Regions from separate parts of the Homo sapiens genome. Here region 2 is linked to region 1. Evidence: chromatin contacts called from ENCODE Hi-C or POLR2A ChIA-PET data. All regions are on one chromosome and are shown on one strand. Each heading gives the region's core, a stretch centred on a gene start or an enhancer-like site at or near the end of the contact. The rest is flanking DNA. Distances are from core to core; before and after follow the strand shown.

What was found. A loop is a pair of places that touch in the nucleus more often than their neighbours do. ChIA-PET counts read pairs that join two places held with the same protein, here RNA polymerase II (POLR2A). Pooled maps may share reads with other maps.
Region 2: a map of transverse colon shows a loop between it and region 1 (22-fold over the local background). The contact joins the promoter of SLC25A23 here to the promoter of KDM4B in region 1. A Hi-C loop is called at or near these places in 1 of 168 maps with a recorded cell type or tissue (transverse colon) and 1 of 50 pooled maps. POLR2A ChIA-PET finds 5 or more read pairs at or near these places in 2 of 52 experiments (GM12878 and naive thymus-derived CD4-positive, alpha-beta T cell).

The regions. Positions count from the first base shown.
Region 1 is chr19:4,965,449-4,971,893 of GRCh38, forward strand. It overlaps KDM4B (lysine demethylase 4B), which reads left to right and starts at 3,665. Exons shown (of 23, transcript NM_015015.3): 1 at 3,665-3,782. RefSeq lists silencers at 3,129-3,228, 3,539-3,838 and enhancers at 5,105-5,154, 6,159-6,228.
Region 2 is chr19:6,456,848-6,463,399 of GRCh38, forward strand. SLC25A23 (solute carrier family 25 member 23) reads right to left here and starts at 2,945. Exons shown (of 10, transcript NM_024103.3): 1 at 2,626-2,945; 2 at 1,351-1,477; 3 at 656-743. The coding sequence starts at 2,781. RefSeq lists silencers at 2,697-2,756, 2,807-2,946, 3,457-3,636.

The DNA.
Region 1 (6,445 bases), core at 2,415-4,914:
CCTGGCTAATTTTTTTGTATTTTTGGTAGAGACGGTGTTTCACCATGTTGGCCAGGCTGGTCTCGAACTCCTGACCTCAAGTGATCTGCCCTCTTCGGTCTCCCAAAGTGCTGGGATTACAGGCGTGAGCCATGAAGCCCAGTCCCCAACTGCTTTTTTTTTTTTTTGGAGATAGTCTCCATGGCCCAGGCTGGAGTGCAGTGGTGTAATCTCAGCTCACTGCAGCTGCCTCCTCCTGGATTCAAGCAATTCTCGGGCTTCCCCTCTCTAGTAGATGGGACTACAGGCATGCACCACCACACCTGGCCGATTTTTGTACTTTTTGTAGAGATGGGGTTTTTGCCATGTTGGCCAGGCTGGTCTCGAACTCCCGGGCTCAAGTGATCCTCCTGCCTCAGCCTCCCAAAGTGCTGGGATTACAGCCACTGCACCTGGCCTCCCATTTCAATTTGTTAATGCAGCAGACCAACCCATAAGGGGAGGGGCATCTATTGAAGCATTGAACATTTTTGCGCTCCACACCTTGCCTGTCTAGAAAGATTGAGGGAGACCAGTCAGAAATTGAGCATTGGGCCTGCTAACTGGGGGTTCCTTGACGTCTGAAAGCCAAGCCAAGCCTCCTGGTCTTGTTTAGGGGGAGGTCCCCAAGCATTCCCTGCCCCAGTCCTTTGTGAGATTTGCATCTGACTGCAAAGGATGGAAGAAAACCAGGGCAATTAGGTGAGTGTTGCCTAAATTAATCTGCCCATTAAAATATTCTAAAGAGCATTTCCTTCCTTTTTGGAGGATGAGGACTTCTACTTATCTGACAGCAATTCTAGTGTGTTTTTAACATTTTAATATGAAGAGTTTCCAAAACTTGGAAAGAATCGGATTTGGAAAGAATCGGATGGTGAACCCTCAGACCTACCGTCTAGATTCTATGATCATGTTAAGTTTTTCTCATAAGAGATGGCATGAAAACTTTGTCTAAGCAAAATAAAGTGGAGAACCCATTTGGGTTCCTCGGTTAAAAACATTTATATTGTCTGTGAAATCTAAACACCCCCCACTGTCTCAGAGAATATACTTGGAAGTAGAACAAAAAGCCCTATGTATGTGGTACGTGGGGTGGGGACTCTTTCCCTTCATGATTGCACTTTTTTTTTTTTTTGAGACAGGGTCTCATTCTGTTGCCCAGGAGTGCAGTGGTGTGATCATGGCTCACTGCAGCCTCGACCTCCTGGGCTCAAGTGATCCTCCCTCAGCCCCCAGTGTAGCTGGGACCACAGGCATGTGCCCGCACAATCAACTCGGTTTTTATTTTTAGTAGAGAAGAGGTCTCGCTCTGTTGCCCAGGCTGGCCTGAAACTCCTGGGATCAAGTGATCCTCCCACCTTGGCCTCCCAAAGGGCTGGGATTACAGATGTGAGTCACTACACCCAGCCTGGGCAACAGCCTGTTTTTAAATTTTGTTTTTACTTTTTATTTTGAGACGGGGTTTGACTCTGTCACCCAGGCTGGAGTGCAGTGGTGTAATCAACGGCTCACTGCAGCCTCCACTTCCCCGGGCTCAGGTGATCCTTTCGCCTCAGCCCCCGAATAGCTGGGATTATAGGCGCGTGTCACCACGCCCAACTTTTGTAATTTTTTTGGTAGAGACGGAGTCTTGCTATATTGCCCAGCCTGTTCTCAAACTCGTGGGCTCAAGTGATCTGCCCATCTCAGCCTCCCAAAGTGCTGCGATTCCAGGCATGACCTGAAATTAAATCTCAACTCCATGTGGAATATATGAATATGGTCCCATAAGAATTTAAAACACCCAGAGCTTCTTAAATTCTCCTTTGACTTCTCTTTTTACCAGTGTGCAGCTTTCCTTCTCTCCCCAAGGATTAAGTTCGTTTCTTCAGTTTAGGAGTACCTTTTTCTGTGCATTGACAAGCTTGTGTGCTCTTAACCTCATGATACCGGTTTCTGTGTGTGTTTCCATATTTATTTTATTGAGTACAGGATTCTGGACCACTGTCCCTAGCTCAGCGGTTGGGAGATATTTCATGTTTGCAAACAGATCGGCCTTCTCTTTTTTCTTTTCTTTCCTTTTTTGAGACAGAGTCTCACCCTGTTGCCCAGGCTGAAGTGCAGTGATCTCGACTCACTGCAACCTCCGCCTCAGCCTCTGGAGTAGCTGGGATTACAGGCATGCGCCACCATGCCTGGCTAATTTTGTATTTGTTAATAGAGACAGGTTTTTGCCATGTTGGCCAGGCTGGTCTCGAACTCTGGACCTCAGGTGTTCCACCCGACTCGACCTCCCAAAGTGCTGGGATTACAGGTGTGAGTCGCCCGAGCCACAGCACCGGGCCTGGCCTCCTTTTCAATTGCTACATAGTAAGTATTCCAGAGTACTGATTGCTATTAAGTTACTTCTCTAATCCCCCACTGATGGATAGTTAGTGCAAAACATTGGAAACAGTTGCAGACAGCCCTGCCGCCGGCATTCTTGAATTGTGTAAGCTCCAGACCTTTTTTCTGGGTACATCACCTCCAGGAAGAACTGCTGGCTGGGTTATCGGGTGGTGGATGCACTTAGAATGTTATTAGAAAATGTCAAATTGCCCAATTTACACTCCTGCCACTCCAAATGGGGGCATGCCTCACACCCCTGCGTGGTCCAGTACACAATGAATGCTCATTTTGTGAAGTCACAGGGTCAAATCTTTCTCCGTGCCTCATCCCACTTAATCCTTGCAACATTCTCAAGAGGCGGGTAGACGGGGTGTGGCCACTACCATCATATCCATTGCACAGTTGGAAACAGACTCAGCGAGGTTACTTTGCTGGAGGTCAACCACAGTGAGGCATGGGGCCCGGCTTAGCTTTGAATCCAGGTCAGAAAGCACCAAAGCTCATTCTCTCCCATACATTTTAGGGAACTCGGGGAGAGGGACCCTAACTATTCCGAAGGCCTTGCCCCTTGGCAAAGGTTTGTTGATTGTGATGGGAATAGACCTACGGTGGCGGGGTGGAGGCTCTTGCTGCTTTACCCTATGTTCTCGGTTCTCCTCCTTTGCAAAACGGATCGCTATGTCTCCTTGCTTGGCACTTTGCAAATTGGGGAACGCTAAGCCCACATTCCGGCCACGGGTTTCGAACCTCCAGCCTGCACGTTCCCGGCCGGTGCTGATGCTGTGCTGGGTCTCACGTACTCAGCCGCCGCCTGATAACCAGGGCGGGGCCCGGAGCTTGCGGGCAGTGATTGGCACCTGCCCCAGCCTGTCCGCGCCTCGGGCTGGCCCCTCAAGCCAATACTGGCTCCTCTCTGTGCGGTCGTCGGGCGGGCCCTGAGGCTCCCTTGTCAATCCAAGGCCCAGCTGCCGTCGGGTTGGTCGCGGCAGCCTTGGCTGGCGTGCGCCCCCTCCAATGAGAACAGAGCCGGTCAGCGGGCACGTGGGTGGGCGCCGGCGTGTCCCCGCCGGTCTGCCAATGAAGAGGCGAGGCCGGCGTTTGTCCCCGCCCAATCGCGGCGCGCGGTGGGCGGGCCGTGCGGTGTTGATGGGCCCGGCGGAGGGGAGGGGCGGAGCTGTCAGCTCCGGCCAATGGGCGCTCGGGCGTGGATCCGGCAGCCAATGGCAGTCGGGGCGGAGCTGGCGCGCGGCCTTATAAGCCCCCCCGCGAGCGCTTGCGGAGGGCTCGGTCGCCAGCAACCGAGCGGGGCCCGGCCCGAGCGGGGCCTGGGGGTGCGACGCCGAGGGCGGGGGAGAGCGCGCCGCTGCTCCCGGACCGGGCCGCGCACGCCGCCTCAGGTGAGCCCACGGGGAGGCCGCCCGGCCGTGTCCGAGCGCGGACCCCGCCGCCATGGCCGCCCCCGCGTCGCGGCTCGGGGCTGCGGGCGCGCCCGGGACTCGAGGCCCAGGCCTCGGGCGCGGCCTGCTCGGGCCGGGCCTCGCGCTTTGTCCGGGCCGGCGGGGCGGTTGGGGCGTTAACCGCCCGGCCCGGGGGCGCCCGCTGGTTTTCGGGCGGGGGCGGCGGGGCCGGACAATGGCGGGGCGCGCCCAGGGGCGGGAGCGGGGGCCCCTTCCCGGGCCGGGGGCGCGCGGGGGCTGGGCACAGACGGCCCCGGCGCCCCGCACAAAAGATGACAGCGTGGGTGGCCCCGGCCGGGCCCTTTTATCACCCGGGACAAGCCTCGGCCTATTATTATTATTATTTTTGAAAGAAAGCAAGAAAAAGGAAAAAGACCCCAGCCCCTGGGTAACCCCCGCCTGCGTTTCTGGCCCTTTGGGCGCCAGGGGGGCTAAGGGGAAGCCCCCCAGCTGGACACCCAGGGATGCCCCCTAAATGCCTATCATTGCTCCTGCACTGCCCCCACCTCCGGTCAACCTGCTATGCCTTGGTAGCTTCCAAACTTGCCCCCCTGTACGTACCCGAAACCCCCACCCCGCCATAAGCATATGCAATCTGGATTTTAGAAAAAAATCATCTTGCTATGCAACGGCAGCCTCCACGAGTCTCTCCGTCCCTCCCCCTTCCAGCCTGATCGCCATCTCGAACGAAGCCCCTGCTCTAGAGAAATGAATTGAGGAGTTGCTTCCGCCGAGACCCCTTTTCTGTGTCCCCCGTGGACATCCCCCTGGGAGCTGGGGACGGACTCGCTCTGAAATCTGCTTGACCTGGGGTCTGCCAGGGCCCAGGTCTGCGCTCAGTGGTGGCCATGACAATCAGGCAGGACGGGGGACTCTGTCCACCTGGGCACGGTGGAAGGTTTTAAGGGGCATGTTTTCCGCCCCTGGGGGCAGTGGAGGCATGGACTGCTTTTGGGTGCATCCCATCTGTTTGCTTGGGGGAGGATGCTTCTGTTTTAATAATTTACCAGCACCCTGTGAGGAAGTGTTCCCCGAGTTGTGAAACTAGTGAGAAGGTGGTTCAGCTCCGTGGAGCCTAGTGATCCTGTCATATGTGAAGAGCGTCTTTTTCCATGTGTTTCTGGCTGGGGCGTGTATTCAGCAAGTTCCTTTGGGTCCCACCGGGTGCCTGCACTGTCTTGGGATCTCTGGATACTGGACTGAATTCAAGGGATCGGTGCCCTGCCCCAGTCCTCTGCCTCAATGGCCATTTATCAGAATGTCCCCGGGCTGGAGAATGCTCCTAAAAACAGCACCAGTCCTAAAGCAGGCTCATTAGACGACTCCTATGGGCTTTTATCACTGCCGTTATGGGAGCTAATGACTCCCCTAATTCTCCAATAATAGCTTCCTTATGAGCCACCAGGAGGGTTTGTCAACACACGGGGTCAGCCTTCTCCTGCAGCCCCTGCTGAAGCAGTGGGCATCCTCTCTCCGCTTTGCAGTTTATGTTTTGAAACCCTGAAGGTCGGAGCGTAAAGCCGTGGTAGAGTCAACTTCTGTCTGAGCCGAGGATTTCTGGGACTTGCCAGCCTCGTCTCCGTGTGTCTGATTGGACACCTGGCAGGTCCGGGCGCTCCCCCTCCTTGAGCCGGCGACACCAGGACGGGTCAGACTGTCCTGGCCTAGAGGAGGTCACCGCTGGGGAGGAAAAGGGGGTAACGGAGATTCTGCCGCACAGACGGGTGTCTGTGTACAGGCTGTTTTGGTGGAAGCGTCTACTGTGTCAGGAGCTGCGGGTGCCTGCGTGTGCACGTGTGTGTTTAGTTGCTGAGACCTGAAATATATATGTCTTAGTAACAATCCGTTTGCTCGCATTTTCTAACCCTTTCCTCTTTGGGGAGGGGGCTGCTAACAAGATGTTAACTGCTGGCGCTTAAAGGTATAGCTGATCAGCCACCGCACAGCACCCCGCCTGGCCTTTGTTGTACTTTTCTGTCTCGTGGAAGAGACCCTTCCTCAGCCTCCTGCCCTGTCTTCAGTCCCTGTCCCGTCCTGCAGGAGCCCTCTGGGGTGGCCAGGGGCCGTCCTCTGTGTCCTTCTCTCCCACCTGACCACTCTGCCTGTACTTTAATTCCTAATTTCTCTGTCTCCTCTGCTGGTTTCCTGCCCGTTTGTCCTATGCCCCACCCACTCCCTGATGAGCCGGGGAGGAGCCTCAGCTCTGGGGAAGCCATCTGTCCTCGGTTCCATCTGACACCTGTGGGGACGTGCCTTGGGGTCATGCGTTCACCTGGTCTGGGGCTGCTAGGTTTCCAGTGCCGAGTGCCATGCCGGGACAGGTTGGGAGGAGTCCCTGGCTCCTGTGGGTTTAGAGTGTAGTGGGGGAAAGGGTGAGCTGGCTGCCCAGGGCCTGGTCACAGCTGGAATGGTGGTGTGCAGTCCGCTGCCCTCGGGCCCAGCTCAGGGAGCAGGCAGGAGGAGGCGAGGCTGTTGAGGGCCTGAGGTGCATTTGTAGGTGGCTTTGTTCCCTGGATCGGGGAGCGGAATTGGGGGTTCAGAGCTGGGTGACCTTGACCCAGTCACTTGCTCAGTGACAAAGCAGATCGGGGGCACTAAATCTT
Region 2 (6,552 bases), core at 1,695-4,194, 1.5 Mb after region 1:
TTTTGTATTTTTAGTAGAGACAGGGTTTCACCATATTGGCCAGGATGGTCTCCATCTCTTGACCTCGTGATCCACCTGCCTCGGCCTTCCAAAGTGGCAGGATTGCAGGCGTGAGCCACCATAGCCAGCTGTATTACCCTCATTTTGTAGAGGGGGAAACGGGCTAAGAGAGGCAACTGGTCCCAGATCTGTCTGGCTTCAATTTGAATTTTTCTTTCTTTTTTTTTTTTTTTTTCCAGAAGGAGTCTCACTCCGTCACCCTGGTTAGAGTGTCCTGGCCTGATCTTGGCTCACTGCAACCTCCACCTCTTGGGTTTAAGGGATTCCCGTGCCTCAGCCTCCCCAAGTAGCTGGAATTACAGGCATGCACCACCACGCCTGGCCAATGTTTGTATTTTTAGTAGAGATGGGGTTTTACCATGTTGGCCAGGCTGGTCCCCAACTCCTGACCTCAGGTGATCCACCTGCCTCAGCCTCCCAAAGTGCTGGGGTTACAGATGTGAGCCACTGCGCCTGGCCAGATCTGTCTGACTTCAAAGCCCCAACCTCTCAGCTGTATCCTCCTTGGGACTGGGTCTGGAGCCCAGAAGACAGAGATGGCCAAGGGGTCACTGTGTCCTGAGTTACTTTGGATTCCAGACCCCCAGCGACTCACCTGTGCAAAATTTTCTCAGCCTGCTCCAGCGAGATGGAAATGCCCAGAGCTCGGAAACTCTGTTGGATCTCAGAGACATCAATGTGACCTGGGGAGGGGGCCGGAGGTGGGGAAGGATGTGCGTGTGAGGACACCTGGGGAACCCCAGGACCAAGGATCAGAACAGCTTGGAATGGAGGTGGTCTAGCAAGATCAGGGGCTCCAGAAACCTAGGAGGAGGTTTGCAGTAGGGCTGTGGGGGGACCCCTGACTCACTGGGGTCAGAGAGGTGGAACTGGGAAATACTGGGGGGGCTTCTCTGTTCTGTAAATGAATGAAGGAATCCAGGGGTAATTGTAGGGGTCTCTATGCCATGGGGGATTGAGAGGCAATATCCACAACCCAGATGCTGCTATGAGGGGATCTCTGTCCCACAGGGGACCCAGGAACAGCATAGGGTATCTTTGCCCCATAGAAAAATCTAAGGGTAATTATCGGGGTTCTGCCCCAGTAGGGAAAGGAGGTGGGATGGGCTGGCTGGGCCTCGAACCACCTAGCTAGGGGGTGAGGAGTGCTCCTGAAATAGCCTATGAGTCATCGGGGAGAAGCGGCCCTCCCCCTCTCCTCCTAGCGCTGCCAGTTCTAACCCCACTGATGTCTCTAGGGCCCCCACAGCCCTATCCCTTGGGGCCTGCAGGCAGGTCGCCCGACCTTACCATCCTGGTTCCGGTCAAGACTGTGAAACATGAGCAGCAGACGCTGTTCCCGCTCCTGCAGATAGCGGGAAAATTCCTCCAGGTCGAGCCCGCCATCTGGGTCAGCATCACCCTCAGAGGAGATACCCTGACAGAGGGAAAGGGGATAGAGGTGGCTCCAGGAACCTGCTCCTGATCTGGAGGGGACGCATGTCACCTTATGCCTTAGGAACCCAGAGCCCCCAGCGCCTTGAGGAAGGGGATAGAAGACGTCACCCCACTTCTCCCTCAGTCAGCTAACTTCTCAGCCAGATCCCTACAGCCACCACAGGTCTGTGCGGTGGGTGTGAGTGGTCTAGTTTTCCTGGTGAGCAAACTGAGGCTCTGCAAGGTCAAGTCACCAGTTCAAGGTCACAGAACCAGGAAATGGTAACCTCAGTTCTCATCTGTAAAGCCTGTCCTTCCAGCTGTCTCTTGTTTTTAGTTTTTGTTATTTTTTTAGGTATCTCATTCCTGTTGAACCCAGCTGCCTCTTAAAAAACCCTGTCCACATGGGGGACCCAGGGGTTCCCTTTGGAGGAAGCCCTGGGCGATGTGGGGCAGGAGAGAACCAAGCGGAGTGGCTGAGGCCTTGGTTTTTCCCATTTGGGAAGTGGGAGGTTGGACTGCTCTCAGGGTTGCTGTGGTTCTCTTAGAGCGATCTGGGGCTACAGGTGTGGGAAGGACCTGCAAAGTGGAGGTGGGGGCAGCGGGAGGAAAGTCTTGTTATAGGTGCATTCCCAGCTGCGGGTGACCGCAGACAGGATTGGGTCCCTGGCTGGGGCAGCCCGGGACAGTGAGCCAGGCCCGTGAACGGCCCATGAAAGGGCAGGCCAGGGAATGTAAACACAGGGATCGGGGCAGCTGCAGGCCAGGGCAGTAGGTGCCCAGAGGATGGAGGGTGTGTCTCCTGGAGGTGAGAGCAGGGCACGTCATGGGCTGTGCAGTCTGGAGGAGGGTGTGTCCCGGGCAGTGGGCAGGAAAGCGCCCCCATCTCTTCCCAGGCAGACGCCCCCTGCCCCGCAGCAGGGGGATCGGGTGTTGGCCGCGGAACTGCAGGCTTGGGGCCTCGGCGTCCCTGTCTTGAGCGATCCCGTTAGGCCAAACACGAGTGGGTAGGGGGAACGAGACAGAGACACAGGTTCTGGAGTCCAGCCACAGGTAGTCCCTGGTGGCTCCGGCCGCCCAGTTCAGGGGCTTGGGTAACCGGGAGCGGGCGGGGCCGGGAGGGGAGGAGGTCCCTGGGGGTGGGGGTACCTGTTGGGCGCCGGGGTCTGGGTTGCCCCCGCCCAGCCTGGCCAGCCCCTGGCGCAACTCGTGCACGTCCACGCGGCCATCCTTGTTACTGTCCAGCTCCTCGAACAGGCGACCCCAGCGCTGCCGCCGCTCCGCGTCGCCCGGGCTCCCCCGCATGGCGCCCGCCCGGGGGGGAGGGGAGGCCCGGCAGCGGCGGCCTCAGTGGGGGCTTCGCGGCTCCCCCTCCCCCCCCGGGACCCCGCAGGGTCAGCTCCCGCGGCCGCCGGCTCCGCAGCCTCCGCGCAGTCCGCTCGGCTCTGGCACTTGCGGGAGGTGGTGACGGCTAGCCGTCGCCGCCCGCGCCAGAACTTGCGTCTCCTCCCCCGACCTGCATTGGGGGGAGGGGACCGAGGGCGGAGCTGGGGGCGTGGGGAGGGAATGTCTGGGATGGTCTGGTATTGCACAGCCGAGGAACACCAGAGTTCCTTCTGGGAAGACGGGCTAGGGAGCTCAGTGGTCTCAGGTCTGGTTTCAGAGTTCCGCCTCTGCGTGCCTCAGTTTACCCTTTCCCCCTTTGCCCAAGGGGGCAAGGTAGAGCGCTGTCGGGGATTGGGTTTCATAATCCCCTTCCACTTGACCTCCCCGCCACACCCACTAATCTTCAGGAACTCAAGTTCTCGCTTTTCCCAGACGCACGCAAGAACCGTGCACCATCTCGCTCGCTCTCTGCCCGCCCGCGCCTTACACCTTCCCCGCTCGGCCGCAGAAACAGAAGATCCAGGAGCGATGCTCTCCCACTGTCCCTTCTTCCCGCCCGCGCGCTTCCTTTCTCGGTTCCCACTCTGACTGGGAAACAGAAAATCAACGCGCGGCGCGGCTGCAAAGTCGGTTTCCTATTGGTCAGCGCCTCCTGGGCTGAGCCCGCCCGCCCCGCCTCTTCTCCCACCTAGGCGGGGCCTCCCCGCAGACCCCCGACTGCCTCCAGCCCGCAGTCCCACCGCCTGCCAGGAGATCTTAAAGGGGCCGCGGCCGCAATCAGACGCTGAGCGGCGTGGGGAGGGGGTGGCTCAGTGACCCGGGCGCGGGGTTGAGGATCCCAGTGGTCGAGCGCTGGAGGCAGGGCCCCAGCCTGTCGCACTCGCTGCACCTGCGGAATGTCCCTACTGCTAGTTTCGGGCGCAGTTTCTCGATCCACCATTAGGGGGAAGGGAGCCCAGACCACTTGACAGCGAATACTCGATAACAAATCTCACTTTGATTCAGTGCTTTGCACATGCCAGGGCTTTTACTCACCTCTCGAGTCGTCTTTGCCAAAACCCTATAAGGTAGGTGGTACTGGCGTTCGCACTTTGCAGATAAGGAAGCGGAGGTTAAGTCATTCTCCCCAGTCCTGATGACCACTAAGGGGCAAAACAGGGTTTAAAGAGATCTGGGATCCTTAACCATCACTCTATACCCTAGAAAGAATTAATTATCTTTTTTTTTTTTTTTTTTTTGAAACGGAGTTTCGCTGTTGTTGCTCAGGCTGGAGTGCAATGGCGCGATCTCGGCTCACTGCAACCTCCGCCTCCCGGATTCAAACGATTCTTTTGCCTCAGCCTCCCGAGTAGCTGGGATTACAGGCGCCCGCCACCAAACCCAGCTAATTTTTGTATTTTTAGTGGAGACGGGGTTTCACCATGTTGGCCAGGCTGGTCTCGAACTCCTGACCTCGTGATCCGCCCGCCTCAGCCTCCCAAAGTGCTGGGATTATAGGCGTGAGCCATCGCACGCAGCAGTGAGTTTTTTTTTTTTTTTTTTTTTTTTTTTTTTTTTTTTTTTTTTTTTTTTGAGATGGAGTTTCGCTCTTATTGCCCAGGCTGGAGTGCAATGGCACGATCTCAGCTCACCACAACCTCCGCCTCCCGGGTTCAAGCAATGCTCCCGCCTCAGCCTCCCAAGTAGCTGAGATTACAGGCGCACACCACCACGCCCGGCTAATTTTTGTATTTTTAGTAGAGACGGGGTTTCACCATGTTGGTTAGGCTGGTCTCAAACTCCTGACCTCGTGATCCGCCCGCCTCGGCCTCCCAAAGTGCTGGGATTACAGGCATGAGCCACCATGCCCGACCGCAGCCGTGAGTTTTGTATTTTTATTAGAGACGGGGGGGGGGGGTTTCACCTGTGGACCAGGCTGGTCTCGAACACCTGACCTCAGATTATCCTCCCGCTTCAGCCTCCCAAAGTGCTGGGATTACAGGCGTGAGTCACCGCGCCCGGCCTGGCCTAATTATTCTTTAATCATCACTTGTCACCCAAGGGTCCTCAGGAGGGGGTCTTGTTATTATCATCATCCTTTATCCAAAGATACAGCATTGGCCGGTCTCGGTGGCTTAGGCCTCTAATTCTAGCAATTTGAGAGGCCGAGATGGGAGGATCGCTTGGGGTCAGGAGTTTGAGACCGGCCTGGGCAATATAGCAAGACACCCAACTCTACAAATAATAATAATAATTATTATTATTTTTTTTAAAAAGGAAAGAAAACAAAGATACAGTCGTGAGGGCATATTTAGTTCACGCCCAGCCTCTGCCTAGACAGGTGTGCTGGAACAGGTGTGCCCCAGACAAATGAGTCTCTTCTAAGAGGCTCCCCAGCAGAGGTTTTCATTTACAGTTGTTCCTTGCAGGTGCCATACAGCATGGAGTGATACAGAGGTTTTTTTCCATGTAAGTGCCCCTAAATAGGTGTTTTCTCACAGATACATTCTTGACAGGTGGGCCTCAGTGTATGTGAGCCCCTGCCCTGATGGTTTTACCCACAGATGTGTGTCAATGTGAGTGTGCCCCGTGCAGATGTTCCAAGTTCTTCCCCTCACTTGAGCTCAATTCCATACAGGTGTTCCTCCTACAAGGTGCTTTCTCTTACCTCACAGGTATGTTTCTGAGCAGGTTTCCCTCCACCCATGAATGCATTCTACAGTCTCCCGCCCCGTAGGTGTGTTTCAGTTAAGTATACACCCATCTGGGTATGTTTCCATACAACCGAGTCCCATACAGGTTTACGTAAATGCAGGTGTGTCTCATACAGGTATTTACAAGACACTGACACCCAGGAATTCCCCCAATGCAAGTGCCGTACATTTCATAGGTGAGCCATGCAGATATGTTCCTAAAACAGGTCTATTCCACATCAGAGTGCCTTAGTTAGCTGTTTGTGATGATAATGCAGGCGTGTTCTATAGAGATACTGTCCACCCTGGTGGTATGTATCCATTTGGTTATATTTCTTTTCTTTTTTTGACAGTCTTGCTCTGTCACCCAGGCTAGAGTGCAGTGGCGTGATCTCGGCTCACTGCAACCTCCGCCTCCAGGGTTCAAGCGATTCTCCTGCCTCAGCCTCCCAAGTAGCTAGGATTACAGGCGCCCACCACTACGCTAGCTAATTTTTGATTATTTTTTAGTAGAGACGGGGATTTCACCATCTTGGCTAGGCTGGTCTCGAACTCGTGACCTCGTGATCCACCTGCCTCGGCCTCCCAAAGTGCTAGGATTACAGGCGTGGGCCACCATGCCCAGCCTTGGCTATATTTCGTATAGCTGTGATTCAATGCAGATTTTTTTTTTTTTTTATGAGATGGAGTTTCACTCTTGTCACCCAGGGTGGAGTGCAATGGTGCAATCTCGGCTCACTGCAATCTCTGTCTCCTGAGTTCAAGCAATTCTCCTGCCTCAGCGCCCCCCGAGTAGCTGAGATTACAGGCACCTGCCACCACACCCGGCTAATTTTTGTATTTTTAGTAGAGACAAGGTTTCACCATGTTGGGCAGGCTGGTCTGGTTTCGAACTCCTGACGTCAGGTGATCCTCCTGCCTAGGCCTCCCAAAGTACTGGGATTACAGGCGTGAGCCGCCGCACCCGGCCATCTGTTTTCTGTATGTTCTTATATGTGAACACCTGTGCAGTTGTCTT